Linked DNA regions of Homo sapiens: region 1 is linked to region 2. Evidence: chromatin loops called from intact Hi-C (ENCODE). Cell type or tissue: PC-9. All regions are shown on one strand. Each heading gives the region's core, and the rest is flanking DNA. Links, peaks and the distances in the headings are about the cores only.

Evidence for each region. Peaks named below come from ENCODE experiments on the same cell type or tissue, not always from the same donor. Only the 100,000 strongest peaks of a DNase experiment are listed, where the experiment ranks them.
Region 1: a loop joins it to region 2, with 4 times the contacts of the local background. A loop is called at or near these places in 1 of 110 quality-filtered maps.

The regions. Positions count from the first base shown.
Region 1 is chr3:98,967,804-98,976,346 of GRCh38, reverse strand. The region is part of intron 1 of LINC00973 (long intergenic non-protein coding RNA 973); the gene reads right to left. Among named protein-coding and RNA genes, the nearest start is that of LINC00973, 58 kb to the right of the region's middle. In PC-9, for the core only: no CTCF peak of the experiment used is centred there; a DNase peak (open chromatin) is centred at 5,056; H3K4me3 peaks cover 257 bases; H3K27ac peaks cover 3,317 bases.
Region 2 is chr3:98,508,184-98,516,672 of GRCh38, reverse strand. CLDND1 (claudin domain containing 1) reads left to right here. Exons shown (of 5, transcript NM_001040181.2): 5 at 1-1,190. The coding sequence ends at 14. Among named protein-coding and RNA genes, the nearest start is that of CLDND1-AS1, 10 kb to the left of the region's middle. In PC-9, for the core only: no CTCF peak of the experiment used is centred there; DNase peaks (open chromatin) are centred at 3,392 and 3,872; H3K4me3 peaks cover 1,074 bases; H3K27ac peaks cover 4,603 bases.

The DNA.
Region 1 (8,543 bases), core at 369-8,368, 460 kb before region 2:
CTTCCTTCTGGAGTAGATCAGATCTTTTTCTCAGAGGTGGGGAGGGGAAAAAGCCCATTTTGTTTTTTGTCTGTGAGTGCAAAGTGTCCAACGCTGGACTGAGTTTAGGGAAATATTCCAAAGCACTTAGTTTGGCTGCTTGTGACCCACAATGCACAGGAACTAAACAACCACAATCTATAATGCTTTGCCTCTGCACAGATTTTCCAACAGTATTGTATTATTATATATTGTTAAATACTTCGTATTAGTCATTCAGAGCAGCAGAATTTTTTTTTTTAAGTTCTGGAGTACACGTGCAGGATGTGCAAGTTTGCTACATAGGTAAACGTGTGCCATGGTGGTTTGCTGCACCTATCAACCCATCACTTAGGTATTAAGCCCAAGATGCATTAGCTATTTTTCCTAATGCACCCCTTCCCCTGATTCCACCCTCCCAACAGGCCCCAGTGTGTGCTATTCCCTTCCCTGTGTCCATGTGTTCTCATTGTTCAGTTACCACTTATAAGTGAGATTAAATGGTGTTTGGTTTTCTGCTCCTGCATTAGTTTGCTAAAGATAATGGATTCCAGCTCCATCCATGTCCCTGCAAAGAACATGATCTCATTCCCTTTTATGGCTGCATAGTATTCTGTGGCGTGTATGTACCACATTTTCTTTATCCAGTCTATCATTGATGGGCATTTGGGTTGATTCCATATCTTTGCTATTGTGAATAGTCCTGCAGTGAACATATGTGTCCATGTATCTTTGTAATAGAATGATTTCTATTCCCTTAGGTATATACCCAGTAATGGGATTGCTGGGTCAAATGGTATTTCAAGTTCTAGATCTTTGAGGAATCACCACACCATCTTCCACAATGGTTGAACTAATTTACACTCCCATCAACCCTGTAAAATTGTTCCTATTTCTCCACAGCCTCACCAGCATCTGTGGTTTCTTGACTTTTTAATAATCACCATTCTGAATGGTGTGAGATGGTATCTCATTGTGGTTTTAATTTGCATTTCTCTAATGATAGTGATGTTGAACTTTTCTTCATATGTTTGTTGGGAGCATGAATGTCTTCTTTTGAGAAGTGCCTGTTCATGTCCTTTGCCTGGTTTTTAATGGGGTTGGTTTTTTTTTTCTTGTAAATTTGTTTAAGTTCCTTGTAGATTCTGGATATTAGACCTTTGTCAGATGGATAGATTGCAAAAATCTTCTCCCACTCTGTAGGTTGCCTGTTCTCTCTGATGATAGTTTCTTTTGCTGTGCAGAGAAGCTCTTTAGTTTAATTAGAACCCATTTGTCAATTTTTGCTTTGATTGCAATTGCTTTTGGCAATGTCATCATGATATCTTTGCCCATGCCTATGTCCTTAATGGTATTGCCTAGATTTTCTTCTAGGGTTTTTATAGTTTTGGGTTTTATATGTAAGTCTTTAATCCATCTTGAGTTAATTTTTGTATAAGGTGTAAGGAAGGGGTCCAGTTTCAATTTTCTGCATATGGCTAGCCAGTTCTCCCAGAACCATTTGTTAAATAGAAAATCCTTTCCTCATTGCTTGTTTTTAGCAGAATTTTTAAATTATATTTAATGTGATTGATTCTTGGCCTTTGCCCTTGAAAACTGAGCTAACATTTACACTGGCTTCCTATTTGTAATTATGAGATCAGAGGCAACTCACTAACAGATAGTTAGTAGTTCAGTCCCTCTCCAAAGAAGATGGTTTAAAGTGCTGAACAAACATGACACCAATATCTCTCAACTTCTATGGGAACAGGAAATGACTGGGTACCTAAAGGTTAGTTCTCTAAAGACAGAGAGAAAAAGGTGGGTCAAGGACTTCATTTTTTTCTGTATCCCATCCTTTTATTTGTTATTCCAAAAGAAAAGCCTGTAACAACTGGGAGAACAAATTAGGATAAGAGATGATTAAAAAGCTGAACTTAATTAAAAGAATGGACTTTTGAGAAAATAATAAAAGCACTGGTTTAATGACAGCAGAATAGTCACACGTATTGAGAAAGGGAATAGAAATCAAAAAAATGCATAAGATATAACAAAAAGGATAAGATTTATCCATAATAATAGTTAAATTAGTATACTTTGCTACATGCCATTTAGGTACTGCCATTTGAAATCCTCAGAATAACCTCCAGAGGTAGATGCTATGGTTTAAATGTGTTTCCTCCAAAATTCAGGTGTTGCCAATGTGACAATATTAGAAGGTGGAGCCTAAACCTTAAACAGGTGCTTTAAGATTAGGCCATGAGGGCTCCTTCCTTGTGAATGGGATTAGGTGCCCTTATAAAACGCTCTGACTTGGGGAGTTCATCCTTCTATTAGCCTTCTGCCTTTCATCATGTGAGGACACAGCAAGAAGGCTCTCATCAAATGCCAGCACCTTGATCTTGGACTTCCCTGCTTCTAAAACTGTGAGAAATACATTTCTGTTCTTATTAATTAACCAGTTCTTGACCAGATCTTGGGCAAGTTACATAACCTCTCTGAGCCTCATCTTTCTCCATGGTAAAATAAAGATGTCAGTAATTTCTATACCAAGGGATTATTTTGAGGATTAAGTGGGCTGCTTTTGCTAAAGTGTTTAAAATGGTGACTAGTCCATAATAAGTATTAAAATGTTTTAGTTAATTAAATTGTAAAAATCCACATAGGTTAAGGCAAAAAAGTTTAAAACTTCAGTATGAATTGACTACTTATTGCTTTACAATCAATATTGACATTACATGTAGCCCATATTTGCCAACTGCTAATTATTTTGTAAAAAAGTCAACCTAGGCCGGGCGCGGTGGCTCACGCCTGTAATCCCAGAACTTTGGGAGGCCAAGACAGGTGGATCACGAGGTCAGAAGATCGAGACCATCCTGGCTAACACGGTGAAACCCCATCTCTACTAAAAATACAAAAAATTAGCCGGGCGTGGTGGCGGGCGCCTGTAGTCCCAGCTACTCGGGAGGCTGAGGCAGGAGAATGGTGTGAACCCAGGAGGCGGAGCTTGCAGTGAGCTGAGATCTAGCCACTGCACTCCAGCCTGGGCGACAGAGCGAGACTCCATCTCAAAAAAAAAAAAAAGTCAACCTAATCCTTAAAAAAAAAAAAAAAAACTGTTCTGTGAAAGAAATTAAATATGGCCCTTGGCACTCAGTCTTTTTGTTCCCCTTAACAGCACTTCCTTCTTTGCTACCTCTATTTTCAGCCTGGTTCTGCCTGCGTGGTGGTTCCCAGTACCTGCAGGCCTCCTTCATCATCCTACAGCTAAAAATGGCAGTGAAAAACTTATTACCCACATGTACAACTAAGTTTCAGAAGAATTCTCATTGGCCTAAATTGGGTCACATGATAATCCCTGAACCAATCACTGTGACCAGTGAACTGGATGTGTTGATTGGTCAAGCTCGGGTCACACAGACAAGGGGGAAGGAGAGTCCACCCCAGCCATACCACATAAACTGTGAAAGATTATATCTTAAGGAAAATGAAGGTGCTGTTATGAGAAGATGGAGTAACAAAGGCTAGAGACAAGACAATAAATCTTTGCTATAATGACGAATAATATTTTTGTGCCACAAAAAAAAATTTTACTGGGAAATAGAAAACTTCGTTTTCATACTTTGAAAGATAATGACAAACTGTCATTCCAAGGTTAAAAAACGCTAATAATTTTGTTCCTATGGAATTTTCCTTCTGCTAAACTATGTATTATAGTTTTCTTTCCTGTTAAGAAAAGATTCTTTTCATAAACAGAGCAGTTTTAATATGTATTTTTAAAATTTTTGTTTTGTTAACCATTTGCAGATCTTATTTGGAAATTACATTAACTTTGTTCCTTTTAGTTCTCTTATAAAGAAAAGTGAGATAATGAACACATACTCAAGGAAACAGAGAATGACGGACTTGTTGAAAGTGCAGTGAAACCAACCTCCCTCTCTCTCTCTCTCTGTGTGTGTGTGTGTGTGTGTGTGTGTTTAATATTTCCATGATGACTCCTGGGAAAGAACCTCTGGGATTTATATTCCCTTCCAATCCTTCCCTCCCCCAGAGTGAGATCATAGCTCATTCGGTCCTTTTGTGTTTTCTTTACATTGCCCTTCAAAACACATTTAATAATGCATCCAGAAAAACTAAAATTAGGGTAACTAGATGAAGAAAATTTATGTCAAAATTCATATTGGAGAACTGCTGCTTTTTATCTTCTTAAAATCAGAAGGAACCATGATCAAAAGCCACTTTTAATTTAATTTCTTAAAAATCTTAGTACATATACTTAATCAGAAGCCCAAATAAAAGTGATATCTGGAAACTCCCGATATTCTATTCTGTGGTTAATTTTGTCATGCTATGTTATCGGAATTTTTCTGTGCTCCTATAAAGTGCCACTCATCACATTTTAAAGTGTTTATCTTTTATGGTTGCTTACTTCATCCTTTTCCTAATTTGCTGAAATGATTTTTCTAAAGAATTACTTTAGATAAAATTTGGCATTTGCCTTACTCAAAAAATGTAGGCCATTTTATAAGCCATGGTGAATTCTTCACAGCACAAAACTGACATTACATATTAGCTTTGTGTAACGTTAACCTCAGGGACCATGAGATGTACTTAGTATTAATTTGCCCTTATTTCCCTGGCTACCTACTGAACGTGAATTCCCCCATGCTCAGTAGGCTGAGCCCACTCTGTGGGCTGTCCTTCTACTGACTTCCTCTACATCTTATTCTCAAGTGAGATGTAAGAATTTTTTAGCTCAGAGGTGTCAGTCCGCTGACTCTGACATGTGTGTGTTGTAACCCCTGCCATACATCATTCCACAGACAGGGTATAACAAACTGATATTTCTATGAATAGAGGAAAAAACCTCATATACAAAGTCCCCAAACCTCATTCAATTATGTGGGTGATTCAACCAAGCCCAATCTCCAAGTTCACATCTTGGAAAAAAAGGCCCATTATCTTTCTTTATGTTAGAGGACATTATGACTAAACATCATGCTCATCAATGATTATGCTTCTCTGATATGTCAAGAACCTCTGTCTCATAACCATTAGGAAATGTGTCATCTAGTAAATCACCCTAACTTCCTGGGGAGATGAAAGGATCAAAGTAAGAATAATAGTCTGTATGATTCATTGGCATGTAATTTAGAGAAGGTATATTGTTAGGATAATCATTTTTAGTGTTGGAAATCTTGCCTCACTTCTTCAAATTTCTTATTCTGAAATCGAAGTCCTTAGATCACTAGTAAGTTCTTCAACAGAGACTTAAAAATAATGGTGACATTTTCAAAAATTCTATTGCCATGTTCTCAAAGCACTTTTATTTGCAATAAAGGGCTAAAATGTGAAAGGTCATTCTAATGTATTCTTTTTTAAAATGAAGCATCAATGGAGATTTGATTTTTATTTATTTTTTATTATTATTTATTTATTTATTTATTTTTGAGACGGAGTCTCACTCTGTCACCCAGGCTAGAGTGCACTGGCGTGATCTCGGCTCACTGCAACCTCTGTCCCACCCAGGTTCAAGCTATTCTTCTGCCTCAGCCTCCCCAGTAGCTGGGACTACAGATGCACACCACCACACCTGGCTAATTTTTGTATTTTTAGTAGAGACAGGGTTTCACCATATTGGCCAGACTGGTCTCGAACTCCTGACCTCATGATCTGCCCGCCTTAGCCTCCCAAAGTGCTGGGATTACAGGCCTGAGCCACCATGCCTGGCGGAGATTTGATTTTTTATCACCATACAATTAATAACTTGGGTGCTACTGTGAAAACAAGCAATGTCTTTGAGTGTGCTAATAAGTCTCAGTAATAAGTTTTATGCAAAGGCAGCTAAAAAAATGGGAGTGTATGAATGCTGTAGGAAGTGAAGAGGAAAGAAATGAGAGGAAAATGAAGGGAAGGGAAAGGAGGAAATGGCAGTGAGAAGATGTAGATGTAGCCTACGTAAAATATCCTTGACAGGTTAAATAAGCAACTGTTCACAAAGGGAGTAAGTGCCTGACCCATCTACACAGAAAATGTGACAGAGTTCTCAGACCTCTGGATAGATGTGAGGAGCATTTTTCAGTTTAGACTAAAGGTAGAGGTTTCTCTAGTCCAAATCTAAGTATAATAAAACCTTCCCATTGCCATAATTCGAAACAAAAAACAGTCATACCTACTTAGCTTCCTTCCTGAATAACTCAATTCAAAAACCATTAGGTGGGGTCTTAGTGAGCTACTAGTCCATATGGGGTAGGAGAGAAGTGAGACTACAGTGGCCTACCACTGGGTAAGAGTCCCCATGAAGGGGTAGCAGTAGCTGAGCATAGGACCAGGAGATTAAGAACACAGGTTGAGGCCGGGTGCGGTGGCTCACGCCTGTAATCCCAGCACTTTGAGAGGTTGAGGTGGGCGGATCACGAGGTCAGGAGATCGAAACCATCCTGGCTAACACGGTGAATCGCCGTCTCTACTAAAAATACAAAAAATCAGCCGGGCATGGTGGCGGGCGCCTGCAGTCCCAGCTACTCGGGAGGCTGAGGCAGGAGAATGGTGTGAACCCAGGAGGCGGAGCTTGCAGTGAGCCGAGATCGTGCCACTGCACTCCAGCCTGGGCGACAGAGCGAGACTCCTTCTCAAAAAAATAAATAAATAAGTAAGAATACAGGTTGAGCACCCCAAATCCAAAAGTAAGAAATCTAAAATGCTCCAAAATTCTGAAGTTTTTAGTGTCAACATGATGCTCAAAAGAAATGCTCATTAGAGGATTTCAGATTTTGAATTTTCAGACTTCAGATGCTCACCTAGTAAGTATAATGCAAATATTTCACAATCCAAAAAAATCTGAAATCTGAAACACTTCTGGTCCCAGGCATTTTGAATAAGAGATACTCAACTTGTATATGAGCATAATGGGAACCAGCTTTCTCATTCTCATGAAAAAAGCAAAAACTGGAATGAATCCTGTGGTGTTGGATTGGATTTCAAGGTATTGATATGAACTCATAGTTTTTATCAATTGATAGATAAGTGCATAGATAGAATGATATCAAAATAGAGATAAAGAAATAAATATAAATATTGTGGTAGCCTGTCTCTAAAATGGTCCCCAGTTTTTCTTGCCTCGGAAGGTATTCAGACTTCTGTGTAGACACCTCCCATACTAAACAGTGTCAACCTGTGTAAGCAATAGTATACTGTGAAAATTACAAAGTGAGACTTTGAGACCAGGCCATAAAAGACATTCTGGCTTCTTCCTGGCTATCCTTCTGGGGGAAACCAGACACCATTTTATGAGATACTCAAGCAGCTCTATGGAGAGGTCAATGACATGAGGAAATGAGGCCTCTAGCCAATAACCAGCCCTAACTCTTCGGACATGTGAGTGAGCCACCTTGAACGTGGATCCCCCAGCCTCAGACAAGCCTTAGGCCACATCTTGACTGAAATTTTACGAGAGTCATGGAGCCAGAACCATGCCCTCTGAATTCTGGATAAAACTGCGAAGTAATTAATGTCCATTGTTTTAAGCACTAAATTTTGAGGTAGTTCTTTTTGTACCTCAAAAAAAAAATTTTGTACCTCAAGAAAAAATAGATAGTTAATGTACTGGTGAATGTATGTATGTATAAAAAACACTTGCCTACATATATTACCTAGCTCTATCCATTGACAGACTCTGGATACAATAACACTTCAAAACCAGAGAGCATACTGGTGCCAGATCTTGATTTCTAAAAACAATTCTTCACTAAAAGGAACCAGTGCTCCTCAGAGAAATGGCTAACTTCAGGGTGAGAGCAGGAAAAATTAAAGATGAGTCTGAATGTTTTATTTAATATATCAAGGAAATGGTCAAACAATTATGAAAGCCAGTTTGGAATAGCTCCCACTGGTGAATCTGGGACAATCCAAGCCTCAGAATGAATAATAACCTACTGAATAAAACAGGAATTTATACCTCCATACTGATATGAATAAATAAGTAAAAAAGTAAATTGGAAGGAATAAATTATTGCAGTAGAATGCCAACTAATAAATGCAGAAGAAATGGTAAAATTAGAAGATAACTAGCGGGCAACCATCATAGTAATAATTAATTCAGCCAAAAAATGTCAACAGATACTAAAATTACCAAATGTAAGTGTGATGAGAAATGAAATGTTACATAGGCTCAACTATTCACAAAATGCTTATTAAATATAAGGAAGAAAGGAGTGACTGTACAGTGGAGAAATCTGGCAGACACCACCTAAACAAATTATTAAAGTTAACATCATCAGTAATGGGACAAATTGAAAGCATGTGCCATCTAATTGGATGCAATGAGAAGAACACAAAATCATTACTGTAATATTCCAGCCCTAGGAGAAGCACAACTTGAATCTAATAATAAGGAAACATTAGATAAATCAGATTTGGTGACTAATGTGATAAAAAGTCCAGGTCATGAAAGTGAAAAGAGACTGAGGAACTGTTCCTGATAAAGGAGACAATAGAAACACAACAGCTGACTGTAACATGTGATCTTGGACTAAATTATTTTTAAG
Region 2 (8,489 bases), core at 1-8,000:
ATCGTGTGGCATGAGCAAGAAACTGCCTGCTTTACAATTGCCATTTTTATTTTTTTAAAATAATACTGATATTTTCCCCACCTCTCAATTGTTTTTAATTTTTATTTGTGGATATACCATTTTATTATGAAAATCTATTTTATTTATACACATTCACCACTAAATACACACTTAATACCACTAAAATTTATGTGGTTTACTTTAAGCGATGCCATCTTTCAAATAAACTAATCTAGGTCTAGACAGAAAGAAATGGATAGAGACTTGACACAAATTTATGAAAGAAAATTGGGAGTAGGAATGTGACCGAAAACAAGTTGTGCTAATGTCTGTTAGACTTTTCAGTAAAACTAAAGTAACTGTATCTGTTCAACTAAAAACTCTATATTAGTTTCTTTGGGAAACCTCTCATCGTCAAAACTTTATGTTCACTTTGCTGTTGTAGATAGCCAGTCAACCAGCAGTATTAGTGCTGTTTTCAAAGATTTAAGCTCTATAAAATTGGGAAATTATCTAAGATCATTTTCCCTAAGCATTGACACATAGCTTCATCTGAGGTGAGATATGGCAGCTGTTTGTATCTGCACTGTGTCTGTCTACAAAAAGTGAAAAATACAGTGTTTACTTGAAATTTTAACTTTGTAACTGCAAGAATTCCAGTTCAGCCGGGCGAGGATTAGTATTATTTTTAACTCTCCGTAAGATTTTCAGTACCACCAAATTGTTTTGGATTTTTTTTCTTTCCTCTTCACATACCAGGGTTATTAAAAGTGTGCTTTCTTTTTACATTATATTACAGTTACAAGGTAAAATTCCTCAACTGCTATTTATTTATTCCAGCCCAGTACTATAAAGAACGTTTCACCATAATGACCCTCCAGAGCTGGGAAACCTACCACAAGATCTAAAGTTCTGGCTGTCCATTAACCTCCAACTATGGTCTTTATTTCTTGTGGTAATATGATGTGCCTTTCCTTGCCTAAATCCCTTCCTGGTGTGTATCAACATTATTTAATGTCTTCTAATTCAGTCATTTTTTTATAAGTATGTCTATAAACATTGAACTTTAAAAAACTTATTTATTTATTCCACTACTGTAGCAATTGACAGATTAAAAAAATGTAACTTCATAATTTCTTACCATAACCTCAATGTCTTTTTTAAAAAATAAAATTAAAAATGAAAAGAGACTCAATTGTATATAGAGTGTCTGAATTGATTTAAATCTCAACACTTTAGGATAAAGAAGTGGAGGCAATCTCTGTGGTTGTCTGTGCAAAGTGCATCTTGCTGTACAGGGCTGTCGTTACATCCTGTGTTTGGGTCTCTTGTTTGATCTTCTGGGAAATGTAGGAACCCCTTCCCCCTATTAGAAATAAGAAAATCTTTATCTTTTATTTTTCAGAATTTTAAACCATGTTCTCAAAAGTAGTTTTGTTATCTCTACATGTCATACTTAATGTGGCTAGTTTTCAGTAAAGTCATTTAGTGGCTGTGGATGTTTGTGTTCTATAGTAAATAACCAAGTCAGCTTCTGACTTAGAACAAAGTCAGCATTACTCTGTAGCCAATTATTGCCTGTGAAATGACTGGTTACTCAGGTTTCTATCTAATCTTAATTCTTGAAGATTCATTACCCTTCAGCGCCTTCTGTGGAAGGTGGAAAAGAGAAAAGCTAAATGAACAAACAAAACACCTTTGGGAATGGGATAAGAAAATTTTTGGCAGCATGACATTTTTGTATTGGTCAGTTATTTTAAACAATGTCCCTGCCTCTTAATACCCCAGAGTTACATGGGAAGCTACTAGCACCATAACCCCTGGTGCTGCATTGTAGTTGGTATTTTTAGCATGTTGCAGGGTAGCTGAGGTTATCTTTCCTGCAAAGACTTTTTTTCTTTGGAATATATAGGGCTGTATTGTTCATTTAAATGTGAAACTGATTCTAATCAGGTTGAACCATATGAAACTGCAGATATTCAGCCATTTTTGATCAACCTAATAGATAAAATCAGTGGCAAGGCGAACCCTATTTAATCTTTGAAAGCAACCCCCAAAGTAAAAAATTAATTTTCAGATTTTTCAGAATGAATTTTTTTTTCTTTTGGGGTGGAGTTTCACTCTTGTTGCCCAGGCTGAGTGCAATGGTGCGATCTTGGCTCATCACAACCTTTGCCTCCTGGGTTCAAGCGATTCTCCTACCTCAGCCTCCCGAGTAGCTGGGATTACAGTCATGCACCACCATGCCCAGCTAATTTTGTATTTTTAGTAGAGATGGGGTTTCCCCATGTCGGCCAGGCTGGCCTTGAACTCTCGACCTCAGGCGATCCGCCCGCCTCGGCCTCTCAAAGTGCTGGGATTACAGGCATGGGCCACCATACCCGGCCTCAGAATGAATTTTGTGGCAGTTTAACAAATGTGTTTTAAGACTTTGATTTTATAGCTCCTAACTAAATGATGTGGGTAAATATCCTCTATGATTTTTAGCAAAAGACTCATTTCAAAATTTATTAAGTATAGCCATAAAACACAATTTGGCACAACAACAACAACAACAAAAAAGGAATTCTAGAATTTATTCAGATAACAGTGTGCCTTCTGTCTGCATCATATTACACTAGGATTTCAAATTTATAATCTAATGGGAATGTGTTAAAATTTTACCTGCTGTAGTTGTGTGTGTGCACATGCACACGTGCGTTAAGGGAGAGGATAGGGTTGACAATCACTCCTAGGTGAACTCATTTAGTCATATGATTTGAGAAGAATGAGATGACCACAAACCATATCAATTTAGTTTGTTTTTCCATTCCAGAAACATCACCAAATTGCAGACTAGCACAGTTAAAACCTATAGACCCTGTCATGTTCAATTGACTATAACATATATAGATCGGGCCATTTTAATACTTAGCCTTCATATAAACTTTCACCAAAAATGAAAACCTGTTAACCTAATTTTGCTGATTGAAAAACTTTCTTTTTTGTGAAATGGAGTCTCACTCCGTCACCCAGGTTGGAGTGCAGTGGCCCAATCTTGGCTCACTGCAACCTCCGCCTCCTGGGTTCAAGGGATTCTCCTGCCTCAGCCTACGGAGTAGCTGGGATTACAGGTGTGTGCCACCATGCCCAGCAACTTTTGTATTTTTAGTAGAGATGGGGTTTCACCATGTTGGCTAGGCTGGTCTCAAACTCCTGACCTCAAGTGACTCACCCACCTTGGCCTCCCAAAGTGCTGGGATGACAGGCGTGAGCCACTGCACACGGCCTGATTGCAAAACTTTCTGAAATTCTCTAGCAGCTAAAAGAGCAGTTAATGGGTGCAGCTCTGAAGATGCAAATTGTTATTTCACAAGCTTGATGCAGCTGTGTCCTGGCACAGATGGGTGGAGGCTTTTGTCCTCCTTTCAGCACTCTTCTCAAAGGGAACAGTGATTCATACCTTGAAAAGTGAGGAATAAACAAGGAAACGGATCTAAATTATTTTTCTACTGCTCATCAGGTGTTCTTATACTCCATCGTAATAAGATACATTTTTCCCTGGGGCCAAATTACATGCCATCATCCTGCAAATTCATGATGTGAAAATGCTCAATTGTAAAAAGAGTAACAATTATTTGCCCTATAGAAGAAGTTACCATAGAGTGATTACATTCTCTTCAGTGCCAGAATTTCTATTACTAGCATTACGTGTATACAAATATACATTATTTGACATATAAACATTTACATACTTTCAGCAAACTTCTATAAAAGCAAGATCCAATTTATATTACTTTGTATATTTGCAAAGGTTTAGAAATGTGAAATGAGAATTTTCTTTCTGCCGTACACCTTTTAAAATATCTGAGTTACTAAGTAATGTGTCATCTTTACTGGTCCAGTGTTAGTGTCTCAGTATGTGAGCTTTACCTCACCTGCCCTGCAGCCTTTCAGCCCCTCCCAGTCTTCCGCATTTTGTTCGTTTCTTTCCCCCCTTAGCTTGTATTGTCATTGTATGTTCACAAACATCTTTGGTTCTCTTGCTCCCATAATTTCCTATGACACCTCCCTTCGCAATCCTTAGCCCTATCTTCATAGACTGTGCTGTCCAGTTTTCTTAATCTTAAGATATCAAGGATGGCTGTTCAGAACTACTAAGTTGATTCTATAAAAAAGTATGCTGTTTGACTTCAACTGCTTTATAATTCTAAGCATCTCTAATTATTGATCTTTTAACACCCTGCCACACATTTTCCAAGTCTCTACAAATGTTAGTTGTTGGAAACCTTTATTCTTCCTGCTTAACTTCCATGGAAGGAGTTTATGCTCTCTTTTAGAAGGGAATACTGGAGTCAACTCTTGTAGTATCTCCCAGCCTTATTTGCTTCTCTATATAAAAGAAGAATGTATTATCTGGTTGGAGAGATTGCTGGAATCAGGGCATCCACAAGGAGCAGCATGGTATATGGTGGTTAAGTATTTAGCTTGGGAGACAGAATGCGAGCTTTGTAATCCCAGGTCTATCTTTTGTCTCTTAGCCTTTTTCCAAACACCGCTTTTCCCATCTGTGAAATGCTTTGATTATCATATGTCTCTTAGAGTTGTGATGAGGATTATGTAAATTGCTTAGCATAAAGTAGTCGCTCAAAAACTGCTAGTTATGACTGGCTGCATTGTGAGGGGTTGCCAAGCCTATAAAGTGGTGGCTCTTAGCCTAGGCTGCACATTGGAATTTCCTGGAGAACTTAAATGTTTTCATTCCAGAGAATCTGATTTAGTTGGCCTGGGCTATGGTCGGGTCATTGAAATTTTTAAAACCTTTCCAAGTGATTCCAATGGGCAGTTATATTTGAAAGCTATGTTTAAACGCAAGAAATAGGATTCTCTCTCTCCTAGGCAGATTATGAAAGAGTGGGCTGTGGAGTAAACAGACCTGGCTTGGTGTCTGCCTTCTAAAAGCCATTTCTCTACTGTGCTTTCCACACTCTTCTGTTGACTGGCTCTTTGTGACAGGTCCCAATCCATCCCACCTCTGATAGTTGGAGATGCGTATGAAGAGTCTGCTCTGCAGATCCAGTGCACCCCTGGTTCTCAGGTTCAGATTTGGCAGGATGTAATAGGAAGCCTTGTTTGTTTTGGCTTCAATTCCAAATTATTTTCTCTAATCCGGTACTTTCAGGGACCCTGTAATTTGAGGTCATTAGGCCTCTATAAAGAAAGTGAATATTCTTATCCCTGTCTGCTTATCAGTTCATTGTGTTCATACTCTTGGTTAGAACTAGGAAGGAAGGAGGCATGCATGAGTGATTGATGTTAACTTCTACCCAAGCTAGAAATTCTGAGGATGAACATATAATAGCATTATCTATAAAATGGGATATTATCTGCCTCAATAGGTTTTTGTGATGGTTAAATAAGAAGGTATACGTGCAAGTTTTTAGAACACCTTTGAAAACATAAGAGCTCAAAAAGTGTTTGGTACTATTATTTGGACATTAATGCAGTGCACGGGAAGGAGGCAGCCTTTGCTTGCCCTGTGTGGTCCAGCTCTAGGGCATGCGGGACTCTGAGCTGTTGGGGTTTACCACAAGGCTACACTCCAATGGGGATTAGAACTGGGGCTGGTGTTACATTATTGGGGAAGTCTTCTGTTTCCAGTAAAGGTTTGTTTCAAAACAGAAAGGGCTTCATTACATGGGCTTTTTAGCCATACAAGCCTCTCAAGGTGGAAGAATTTTTGCTTTTAAAACTCACATTTTAATCCTTTTTTTCAAGTAGGACAGCAGTGGGGTGGAACTTTTGGCCTTTCAATGATTGTGCTATTGGTAAATCGAGATAAATGCATCAAAAACCTTTCTATTAGTCCATTTGTGATTCTATAACAGAATACCTGAGACTGAGTAATTTATAAATAATAGAAATTTATTTTTAATGGTTCTGGAGGCTGAAAAGTCCAAGATGCCAGCAGATTTGGCAATTCTGATTCCAAGACAACACTTTGCATGCTTCATGCTTCAGAGGAGAGGAAAACTGTTCCTCACATGAGAGAAGAGTAGAAGGGCAAAGAGGGTGAGAGTGGGCCAAACTGTACCAATTCCACCCATGAGGGTGGAGCCCTCATGGCCTAATCACCTCTCAAAGGTCCCACCTCCTAATAGTGTTACAATGGCAATTGAATTTTGACATGTGTTTTGGAAGGGGCAAACTTTCAAAACATAGCACTGTCTTTATGTTGTTTAAAATTGGACTCAGGTCCATTGAGGGAAGTGGAAGAACTTGGATTCCTGCAGCTTGTTTGCAGGCTCCTGAAATCAGCCTCTACAACATGCAATCCAATTAGATTTGGATGGTTCATTTTAAGTTCTGAGGGTGGAAGTAGATTTCAGGGATCCACACCATGGTTCCACTGCTGAGTAATGGTGGATATTATTCATGAGCACTTAACAAGATGCCAAGTGGCACTTGTTACCATGGACTCAAAGGAGGATTCAAAGATATGAAAGATAAGACATTATCTAAAAAATTCTAGAGAGAGTTCCAACACTTGATGCTAAAACACCCTTGTAATGGTTAATATTAAGTGTCAACTTGATTGAATTGAAGGATGCAAAGTATTGTTCTTGGGTGTGTCTTTGAGGGTATTGCCAAAGGATATTAACATTGGAGCCAGTGGACTGGGAGAGGCACATCCACCCTCAGTCTGGGTGGGCACAATTGAATCAACTACCAGGACAGCCAGAATAAAAAGCAAGCAGAAGAATGTGGAAAGACTAGACTGACTGAGTCTTCTGGCTTCCCTCTTTCTCCTGTGTTGGGTGCTTCCTGCCCTTGAACATTGGACTCCAAGTTCTCCAGCTATGGGGCTCTTGGACCTTTGACCACCGACTGAAATCTGCACTGTTGGCTTCCCTACTTTTAAGGTTTTGGGACTTGGACTGCCTTCCTTGCTCCTCAGCTTGCAGACGGCCTATTGTGGGACCTCACCCTGTGATCATGTGGGTCAATACTTAAACTCTCCTTTATTTAAACATCTATCCTATTAGTTCTGTCCCTCTAGAATACCCTAATGCAGCCCTCAAGGACTAATTTAGAGCAGCAGTACCCAATTTGTCATCTTAACCATTTACCCCAGGCCTTGTACCCTCCACCTAAAACTCCCAAGCATTTGAAATAAGATACCTGGGGGAAGGAAAGGGAGGGAAAGGCCTTGAGCCTTTGAGTGGAGAGTGCTGTGGCCTCTCCCTCTTACTCCCTCCTATGCATTAGGCATTACTCTAGGTGAACAAGTAGAGCTACTCTGTAATTAATTCCTGACTTTAACATCCACAGAACTACTCTGGATTTAAACAGATCGATTTGCAATCCCAATTCTTTTTACTAGTTGAGAAACTTTGGGCAAGTTCTGTCATTCTTTAGGTCTCAGTAGGATAATAATGCCTATTTTTCACGTTCACTGTGAGGCTTATAAGGTAATATATGTAAAGTGCTTAGCATGGAGTTTGGTACAATTTAAGCTTTCAATCAACAATAACTGTTATTAATCTTCAGATGATTTCAAATCCCCAGCCCTGCCTTCTCCCTAAACTCCAAGTCCAAATTCCTAGGTGCCTTCAAGGCAGCTTCATTTGAATATTTTCATGATACCTAAAATGTAATATGTTTAAATTTATACTCATTTGTCTTCTCATAACTGCACCAATTCTCATTTGTTTTACATGTTTTCCCATCAACTAGACTTTTAATGTTGACATCATCTTTGACTCCTTCTTTTCCCTGGCCTTCTATATCCAATTAGTTATCAAGATTTTTTGATTCTATTTCAGTAATGCCTATGTCACTGAAACTCTCCTGTCTAGTCACCTTAGTTCCGGTTCCTTCCTGGATGATGACAGTAGACTCTCTGCTGGTCTCTTTGCCACTAACTAGCTTACCTGAAACCCATTTTACACATCCTGCCAGCCTAATTTGCTAAAGCATAGATAATATCGCATCAACCTTTTACCCCAAAACCATCAACAACTCTCTACTGCTTACAAAAGCAATCTAGAATAAAGTCTAGATTTTGTCTAACATCAAAGCTGTAACATTGTCTAGCTCTATCTTTGGATCATTTTCTCCTATTCCTCTCCTTTAGTCACAGTCATTGTTACGTTTGGACTTTCTTATATCTGTGATTCATCTTATATTGTCTTTATTTATGGAATGCTATTCTCCACATACTCAAATCTTGATCTATACCACTTCACTGCAATTCCAGTTTCAAAAATCATGACCACTTCTTTACCAATTGAAATAACTGAAGACTCATCTCGAATGTCTTGCTCTTCTGAATCCCTGTGGCATTCGGAGTAACCCCCTTCTTGCTGCTTTTGCCACTTTCTACTTTTTGTATAACAGTGATTGTTGTGCATATCAACCTTCCTACTAGAACTTATTGCCTATTTAATCTTTGTATCCCTCCAACATCTTCCACATTGCCTTGCAAAGAATAGTCCCTCAATAAATGA